3 separate regions of the Homo sapiens genome follow, and all the other regions are linked to region 3. Evidence: chromatin contacts called from ENCODE Hi-C or POLR2A ChIA-PET data. All regions are on one chromosome and are shown on one strand. Each heading gives the region's core, a stretch centred on a gene start or an enhancer-like site at or near the end of the contact. The rest is flanking DNA. Distances are from core to core; before and after follow the strand shown. Region 1 overlaps ANKRD11 (ankyrin repeat domain containing 11). Region 2 overlaps ANKRD11 (ankyrin repeat domain containing 11). Region 3 has its middle 24 kb from the start of ZNF778.

The links. Hi-C counts contacts between places; a loop is a spot of excess contacts on that map. ChIA-PET counts read pairs that join two places held with the same protein, here RNA polymerase II (POLR2A). Pooled maps may share reads with other maps.
Region 1: a loop to region 3 is called in a pooled map, with 4 times the contacts of the local background. The contact joins two enhancer-like sites. A Hi-C loop is called at or near these places in 2 of 37 single-sample maps with no recorded cell type and 4 of 50 pooled maps. POLR2A ChIA-PET finds 5 or more read pairs at or near these places in 4 of 52 experiments (OCI-LY7, PC-3, activated CD4-positive, alpha-beta T cell and 1 more).
Region 2: a loop to region 3 is called in a map with no recorded cell type, with 8 times the contacts of the local background. The contact joins two enhancer-like sites. A Hi-C loop is called at or near these places in 1 of 37 single-sample maps with no recorded cell type and 2 of 50 pooled maps. POLR2A ChIA-PET finds 5 or more read pairs at or near these places in 3 of 52 experiments (H1, activated CD4-positive, alpha-beta T cell and naive thymus-derived CD8-positive, alpha-beta T cell).

What each region holds. Positions count from the first base shown.
Region 1 is chr16:89,421,332-89,424,031 of GRCh38, forward strand. The region is part of intron 1 of ANKRD11 (ankyrin repeat domain containing 11); the gene reads right to left. Among named protein-coding and RNA genes, the nearest start is that of ANKRD11, 68 kb to the right of the region's middle. RefSeq lists enhancers at 1,900-2,400, 1,987-2,086. Within about 2 kb of position 1,363, at least 14 of the 41 ENCODE cell types and tissues checked have a DNase peak (open chromatin) inside an H3K27ac peak, as active enhancers do; they include PC-3, where a contact is called at or near this core.
Region 2 is chr16:89,452,476-89,455,175 of GRCh38, forward strand. The region is part of intron 1 of ANKRD11 (ankyrin repeat domain containing 11); the gene reads right to left. It overlaps LOC101927817 (a long non-coding RNA gene), which reads left to right. Exons shown (of 3, transcript NR_110932.1): 3 at 783-2,019. Among named protein-coding and RNA genes, the nearest start is that of ANKRD11, 37 kb to the right of the region's middle. RefSeq lists an enhancer at 1,152-1,972. Within about 2 kb of position 1,421, at least 13 of the 41 ENCODE cell types and tissues checked have a DNase peak (open chromatin) inside an H3K27ac peak, as active enhancers do.
Region 3 is chr16:89,240,180-89,242,899 of GRCh38, forward strand. No RefSeq gene overlaps it. Among named protein-coding and RNA genes, the nearest start is that of ZNF778, 24 kb to the left of the region's middle. RefSeq lists a silencer at 849-938 and an enhancer at 1,446-1,962. Within about 2 kb of position 1,257, at least 41 of the 41 ENCODE cell types and tissues checked have a DNase peak (open chromatin) inside an H3K27ac peak, as active enhancers do; they include PC-3, where a contact is called at or near this core.

The DNA.
Region 1 (2,700 bases), core at 113-2,612, 180 kb after region 3:
TCTGGGGGTGGGGGTGAGACACGAAGGGTCGGTGTGTGATGACGGAGTCAGGGATGGGACCATCACCCGTCCATGTCTGGGGGCGGGGGTGAGACACGAAGGGTCGGTGTGTGATGACGGAGTCAGGGATGGGACCATCACCCGTCCATGTCTGGGGGTGGGGCTGAGACACGAAGGGTCGGTGTGTGGTGACGGAGTCAGGGATGGGACCATCACCCGTCCATGTCTGGGGGCGGGGGTGAGACACGAAGGGTCGGTGTGTGATGACGGAGTCAGGGATGGGACCATCACCCGTCCATGTCTGGGGGCGGGGGTGAGACACGAAGGGTCGGTGTGTGATGACGGAGTCAGGGATGGGACCATCACCCGTCCACGTCTGGGGGTGGGGGTGAGACACGAAGGGTCGGTGTGTGATGACGGAGTCAGGGATGGGACCATCACCCGTCCATGTCTGGGGGTGGGGGTGAGACACGAAGGGTCAGTGTGTGATGACAGGACCACTGCCCATCCATGTCTTGGGGCAGGGGTGGGGGTAACCAAAACCAGAATCCAGTTAAAACAACAGGGAGTTGCTTCTACCTATGGAAATGGCAACAGGACAAGATGATAACCCAGGTGCTAAGGAGTCGGCTACACGCATTCTGTGTTAGGAAACCCAGGAGGTACTAATGGCGGCTCTCTCTGAATGGTGGAGCAATGTGAGGTTTTAAATGCTCTTACCACTCTGGACTCCTTACTCTCATCAACCCCTTTAAGTGGGTTATTTGCCACGTTAGGGATAGGGAAAGAAAATTATTTAATACAATCAACGGGTAAAAAGTTAAAGTTACCTAAGAAGAAAGAGCTCTAGGCCAAACCTATAATCCCAGAACTTTAAGAGGCCGAGGTGGGAGGATCACTTCCGCACAGAAGCTCAAGGCTGCAGTCAGTTAGGGTGGCACCACTGCACTCCACCTGGGCGAGCGACTGAGACCCTAAGAATATCCAAACCATTAAAAGAATTTTTTTACAGAATTTTTCTTTTAAAAAAAGCAATTTTAAAAAAAAGGATCTTGGATGTTATCACCAAAAAGAAGTGGTATTTGAGGGGATGGACACAGTAACCACCCTGGTCTCATCGGTAAACAAGGCATCCACGGACTGAGGCATCCTACCGGACTCCACTAACAGGTGCGACTATGGGTCAGTAATAAACACACTTTTCAATATGTCAAGTAATAACACGATATTCGCGCTGACCCAATCGCACCCCACCTCTTTCAACGCCCTGGGCTCTCCCCTCGCTTTGTTGCATGAGAGCTGCTTTACTCACTGCTCTCGACGAACAGTCACAGCCACGAGCACCGTCCGAAACAGAATCACAGCCTCCCTGGGAAGGAAGCTGGGCAGACCTGATGCTTATTTTTGGAAAGGAACGGAAGTTCAAGATTGCTCATGTTTTTATTACAGTCTCCCTTTTCTCCCCTAAGAGAATCACAAGTTTCAGGAGACTCTGACTGACACAACTGTATTAATGTTTAATTCACTCCCACTTTAATCACTTTTTTCTTTTTTTCTTTCTTTATATCAAAGCACATCAATAATCACTTTTTTCAATCAGGAGATCTACAACTGCTTGCTAACCATAGTCTTCAATCCGCTAAGATGAGCAATTCTTTCTGTCCACACTGACTAACCCCAACTGACAGCAGAGAAAAACCACGAGGCCTGTGGCTGCCCCACACCGCTGCTCCTTCAGACAACCAAGGGCCACGGTGGTTTCACAGCTGTGAGCTCAGGCCCCTCAGCTCCCTCCCGTGAGCCACCTTCCCAACACCCTCAGAGCCCAGGAGTCCATGTTAGCAAAGACAGGTCCCTACACTGGCCTTGGTCTCAAAACGCTGCTAGCCAGAGCTATGACCTTATGCAAACAATGATTTTCATTCGCGTTAGGCTGGGTGGGAGGGTCCACAGGGGAGCCACTGACGATGGGCATCTGCCCCCGACACTGGCTGACTAACCAGCACCATTAACCCTGGGCTCCGAACGGCAGTCACACCAGCCTGTCTCAGGGCCAGGTCTGTCTTTTCCCTGCTTCCCACAGAACGGCCCGCAGTGCATTCCTTTCATGAGTACAGGAGCATACGGATGGGTTTTAAGAGACTAGTGCGGAGCTGTGGCTTTCTTGACAAATACTTTTTCAGTAACTTCAAATACATGCACAGAGAAGGCATGAGATGTGTGGTTAGAGTTAACCTGAAAGCACAAGGTGGTGCCTGCAGCAGCAGGCACTCAGCACCTGACCCAACTCAACTCAAACATGTGAGCCCACCATTACTAGAGGTCAAAAATGGTCCAATAAACTCCACTCAGTTGTTCACAGCTGTTTTATTCATAAGCACCAGAAACTGGAATCAGCCCAGATGTGCTTCGATGGTGTAAGAAAACGTTTTAAATGGTCCGTTTTCCAGGCATGATAAATCTACGCAATGGCAGCCAGCCTGCGGATGTAACAAACCGCACGGCTCGTGCACCTAGAAGGTCACAATAAGCGAACAAAATGTAGAAGAGGGGTCAGCCCATAAATGGGAAGAAAGTTTCAGTATTGGGAAATCAAAACTTAAGCGGGTAAGAGGACAGGGTACAACCTTGTAAGCGGGTAAGGGGACGGCGTACAACGGGATAATGAAACTCAGGCGACCTCCGGGAAGATTGTAACCC
Region 2 (2,700 bases), core at 171-2,670, 210 kb after region 3:
CGGGTGAGGACACAGCTGTTTACTTTTTTTTTAATCAAGAATGCTGCTCTCAGCACTCTGGGAGGCTGAGGCGGGTGGATCACCTGAGGTCAAGAGATTGAGACCAGCCTGGCCAACATGGTGAAACCTCATCTCTACTAAAAATACAAAAATTAGCCGAGTGTGGTGGCGGGAGCCTGTAATCTCAGCTCAGGAGGCTGAGGCAGGAGGCAGGAAAATCTCCAGACCTGGGAGGCAGAGGTTGCAGTGAGCAGAGATCATGCCATTGCACTCCAGCCTAGGCAACAGAGAGAGACTCTATCTCAAAAAAAAAAAAAAAAAAAAAAGAATACTTTGATGGTATCTTTGAAAGTTAAGAGGTCCTATTCCCCTCACTACTTTTAGATTCTTGTTTTCACATGGTCTTCTTGAAAGAAACTGCACACGCCCGCTTTTTCATACAATCACACATGCGTGGATAAACACATACCATCTTTTATTTTATTTTCTAAATAGAGACAGGGCCTCCTTATGTTGCCCAGGCTGGTGTCAAACTCCTGGGCTCAAACAATCCTCCTGACTCGGCCTCCCAAAGTGCTGGGATGACAGATGTAAGCCACCACGCCCGGCTGCACAGAACATCTGAAGCACATTTCTTTTTTGTTGTTGTTGTTGCCGTTTTCATAATAGTATTTAACAAGATAAATATCTTGGCTCCTTTTTGTTTTTATTGCCCTGCCCTTCAGGGATTAAGTGCATTTCTTAGATACTCACTACTTCTCTGACATTAAATTTTGTTTCAGTTGCTTACATCAACGTTTCAAAACCCAGAAATAAGAAAATTATTGTTCGAGGTCAATAACCATGTTTATAACAACTTCCAACTTAAAATGGAAGAGGAATCCCTTGGAGAACACACATTTCCTTATGGAAGTTTCCTCAAAATTTCTAATAGGAATTTCAACTAAGTTAAAGTACTAATTTAAGTAGGACAAGACAGAATTCTCTTCCTTCCCAGACACTATTACAAGCCAAACCACGTTTCACAGGAACACGTCCTGCCTGCTAAGGTGTCCCCTAGGACAAAGCTGCTTGCCAGCTGACCATCACTTGTATTGCATACTTTAAAAAGTGTGGCTAACAGAAAGGAGGCAAGACAGATGTTATTTAAATAAAAGCACAAAGCATCTGTTCAAGCACGAAAAAACATATGGGAAAATACAAGCACAGGACACTCAGGACAATGTGATGTGCTGAAGACACAGCGGCAAACAAAAGAGACCGGATGCCACTGACCTGTCCAAGAAGAAGAACAGGAAGTATTACATGAAGGAGAACAGGAAGTAAAACATGACTGGAGACAGAACTTGTGAATTCGAGGCAGGACTCTGGAGCCAGCCTGCCCAGGGTCCAGTGCTGGCGTCCACTCCCAACTTCTAACTTCCCTGGGCAAGTGGCCCAACTTCCTTGTGCCTCAACTGACTTATCTCTGCCACAAGGGGCAGAGGAGCACCCGCACCTCGGGAGTTCCCAAGACTGTCTGAGTGGACCTACATGGAGCACACAGAAGAGCACCCGGCAGGTAGTACATGTTTCACAATAATCCTTCCACAATGCAAATGACATACACTCTAAACTCATCATGGGGGAGTGCTTCACAACACCCCCTGGCACACCACAGCCAACACAACCACAGCCAACACAACGACAGCCGCGCCACAACCAAGAGAGCCTGAAGAGCTGCTCTCAGTCACTGCCCAGCAAGTGTGGGCAGCTGTAGCTTACAGACCAAGGCCACAGACCACAACTTCTGCAGGCTTGCCTGGGACACAGGGGCAGATAAGGAGAGCACCTGAGGCCTACGCTGAGTCCCACAGCAAGGATCCGACCCACATGGGCACAGAAGACTTCTACTGCAGGTTGCAAATCTTACATCCTTGACCTAGTGGGTAAAAAAACCCTAAGAAAAGGCAACTTTCTAAAACAATCATACTACACTCATATAAGCAATTAATTTTTAATAAGCACTGCTCATATATTAATGCCAATTTTCTCCTTCACAAATTATAACTCTGTCTTAAACCAAGCCACTATGAAAGCGGCTCTAGGCCAGACTCTCAGCAGCTACCACTGCTACGGTTCCTCAAGCTGCTCCCCTGGGTGCTTCCAGGGTTCCTCAAGCTGCTCCCCTGGGTGCTTCCAGGGTTCCTCAAGCTGCTCCCCTGGGTGCTTCCAGGGTTCCTCAAGCTGCTCCCCTGGGTGCTTCCAGGGTTCCTCAAGCTGCTCCCCTGGGTGCTTCTAGGGTTCCTCAAGCTGCTCCCCTGGGTGCTTCTAGGGTTCCTCAAGCTGCTCCCCTGGGTGCTTCCAGGGTTCCTCAAGCTGCTCCCCTGGGTGTTTCTAGGGTTCCTCAAGCTGCTCCCCTGGGTGCTTCTAGGGTTCCTCAAGCTGCTCCCCTGGGTGCTGTTAGGGTTCCTCAAGCTGCTCCCCTGAGTGTTTCTAGGGTTCCTCAAGCTGCTCCCCTGGGTGCTTCTAGGGTTCCTCAAGCTGCTCCCCTGGGTGCTGTTAGGGTTCCTCAAGCTGCTCCCCTGGGTGCTTCTAGCGTTCCTCAAGCTGCTCCCCTGGGTGCTTCTAGGGTTCCTCAAGCTGCTCCCCTGGGTGCTTCTAGGGTTCCTCAAGCTGCTCCCCTGGGTGCTGTTAGGGTTCCTCAAGCTGCTCCCCTGG
Region 3 (2,720 bases), core at 7-2,506:
GGACAACTGGTGAGCTGTCTGAACAAGATGGTTTTACATGTATAAATTACACCGTTCAGGTCGAGTGTGGCGGCTCACGCCTGTAATCCTAGCACTTTGGGAGGCCAAGGGGGGGCAGATCAGTTGAGATCAGGAGTTCGAGACCAGCCTGGCCAACATGGTGAAACCCCATCTCGGGCAGGCGCAGTGGCTCGCGCCTGTGATCCCAGCACTTTGGGAGGCCGAGGCAGGCGGATCACGAGGTCAGGAGATCGAGACCATCCTTGTTAACACAGTGAAACCCCGTCTCTACTAAAAATACAAAAAAATTAGCCGGGCGTGGTGGCGGGCGCCTGTAGTCCCAGCTACTCGGGAGGCTGAGCCAGGAGAATGGCGTGAACCCGGGAGGCGGAGCTTGCAGCGAGCCGAGATCGCGCCACTGCACTCCAGCCTGGGCAGCAGTGAGACTCCATCTCAAAAGAAAAGAAAAGAAAAGAAAAACCCCATCTGTACTAAAAATACGAAAGTTAGCCAGGCATGGTGGTGCGGGCCTGTAATCCCAGCTACTCAGGGGGCTGAGGCAGGAGAATTGGTTGAGCCCGGGAGGTGGAGCTTGCAGTGAGCCGAGATGGCGCCACTGCACTCCAGCCTGGGTGACAGAGCGAGACCCCGCCTTCCCCCCGCCCCCCAAAAAATTACACCGTTCACAGGAATAAGCTGCAAATGGATCAGGGATCTAAATGTGGACAAAACGTGCACACGTGGGTGATGTGAATGGTTTCGGGGCGATTGGGAAGAGGGCCTGGCCAGCAGGGGGCGGTAGCGCAGGCAGACCGGGTTCCGCGGTGCCTCGCCGGCTTCGGGGTGGGGGTCACCGCTCAGAAGGGGAGGAGAGCGAGGGACTTCCGGGGGGAAGGGAGGAGAGCGAGGGACTTCCGGGGGGAAGGGAGGAGAGCGAGGGACTTCCGGGGGGAAGGGAGGAGAGCGAGGGACTTCCGGGGGGAAGGGAGGAGAGCGAGGGACTTCCGGGGGGAAGGGAGGAGAGCGAGGGACTTCCGGGGGGAAGGGAGGAGAGCGAGGGACTTCCGGGGGGAAGGGAGGAGAGCGAGGGACTTCCGGGGGTAAGGGACTCGGTGAGGAACTCGGGGGATCGGAGAGGGGCTCGTGTGCTGGGCGACAGTGACACACTCAGCAGCCCGGCGGGAGCCGCGGTCGGTACCGTCTGAAGGGCAGCCGGGGCTGGGGGACCGACAGCTCTCAGGTGTCGGTTTTTCTGTGGCTAGCGGATGTTTGGCACCATTTCACAGGGCACACAGGGCAGACGGGACCTAGATGACGACAGATCTGCGTGTTTGGGCTCTGTTTGAAACAGACCTCAGCCAGAGTCTTGAAGAGCAGAACCCGGAGTGTTGAAGTCACAAGAGATCAACATCCCTACGGTGTGAAATCCTGAAAACGGCAAATCCCAAAGGACGAAACGCCCGAAAATGATGTCATCCTTTAAGTGTTTTCTTCTTTTTTCTTTTCTTTTTCTTTTCTTTTCTTTTTTTTTTTTTTTTTGAGTCAGGATCTCGCTCTGTCGCCCAGGCTGCAGTGCAGTGCCGCTATCGTGGCTCACTGCAGCCTCAGCCTCCTGGGCTCGAGTGGTCCTCCCACCAGAGCCTCCCACACTGCTGGGATTACAGGCACCAACCACCTTGCGCAGCTAGAGAGTAATTTTTAAACTTCTTTAAAAGACAGTTAGACTGGACATGGTGGCTCACGACGGGAATCCCAGCAATTTGGGAGCTCAAGCTGGGGGGATCGCTAGAGTCCAGGAGTTTGAGACCAGCCTGGGAAACAGGGAGACCGTGTCTCTACGAAAAAAAGTTTAAAAAATTAGCCGGATGTGGTGGCTCACGCCTGTGCTTCCAGGTATTCTGGAGGCTGAGGCAGGAGAATGGCGTGAACCCGGGAGGCGGAGCTTGCAGTGAGCTGAGATCGCCCCACTGCACTCCAGCCTGGGTGACAGAGCTAGACTCTGTCTCAAAAAAAAAAAAAAAAAAAATATATATATATATATATACACACACACACACGTATGTGTGTGTGTGTATATATACATATATATTTACTATATATTTATATATGTTATATATATAAATATAGATAGATGATCAGGAAAGACGTGAGAATGTCTTCAGTTGACACCTCAGGCTGAGCATCAGCACAGAGGCAGCCCACAACAACAAAAAACACAACAGTCAACAAAACCAAAACCCAGCAAACCCTGGGGAATGGGGAGAGTCTGACTTTCAGAGTTATATTATTAGATTCAAACGTCTAATTTTTTTTTTTTTGAGACGGAGTCTCGCTCTGTCGCCCAGGCTGGAGTGCAGTGGCGCGATCTCGGCTCCCTGCAAGCTCTGCCTCCCGGGTTCACGCCATTCTCCTGCCTCAGCCTCCCGAGTAGCTGGGACTACAGGCACCCGCCACCACGCCCGGCTAATTTTTTTTGTATTTTTAGAAGAGACGGGGTTTCACCGTGTTAGCCAGGATGGTCTCGATCTCCTGACCTTGTGATCTGCCCACCTTGGCCTCCCAAAGTGCTGGGATTACAGGCGTGAGCCGCTGTGCCCGGCCTCAAACGTCTAATCTTTAACAAAAGTTCCAAGCGGGCCAAGGGCACAGATGCTGCCTGCACCTGCGCAGCCACCCACCGTCGACAGGAGAGCAGAGGCACCAGGCCTGCTCCCACCACA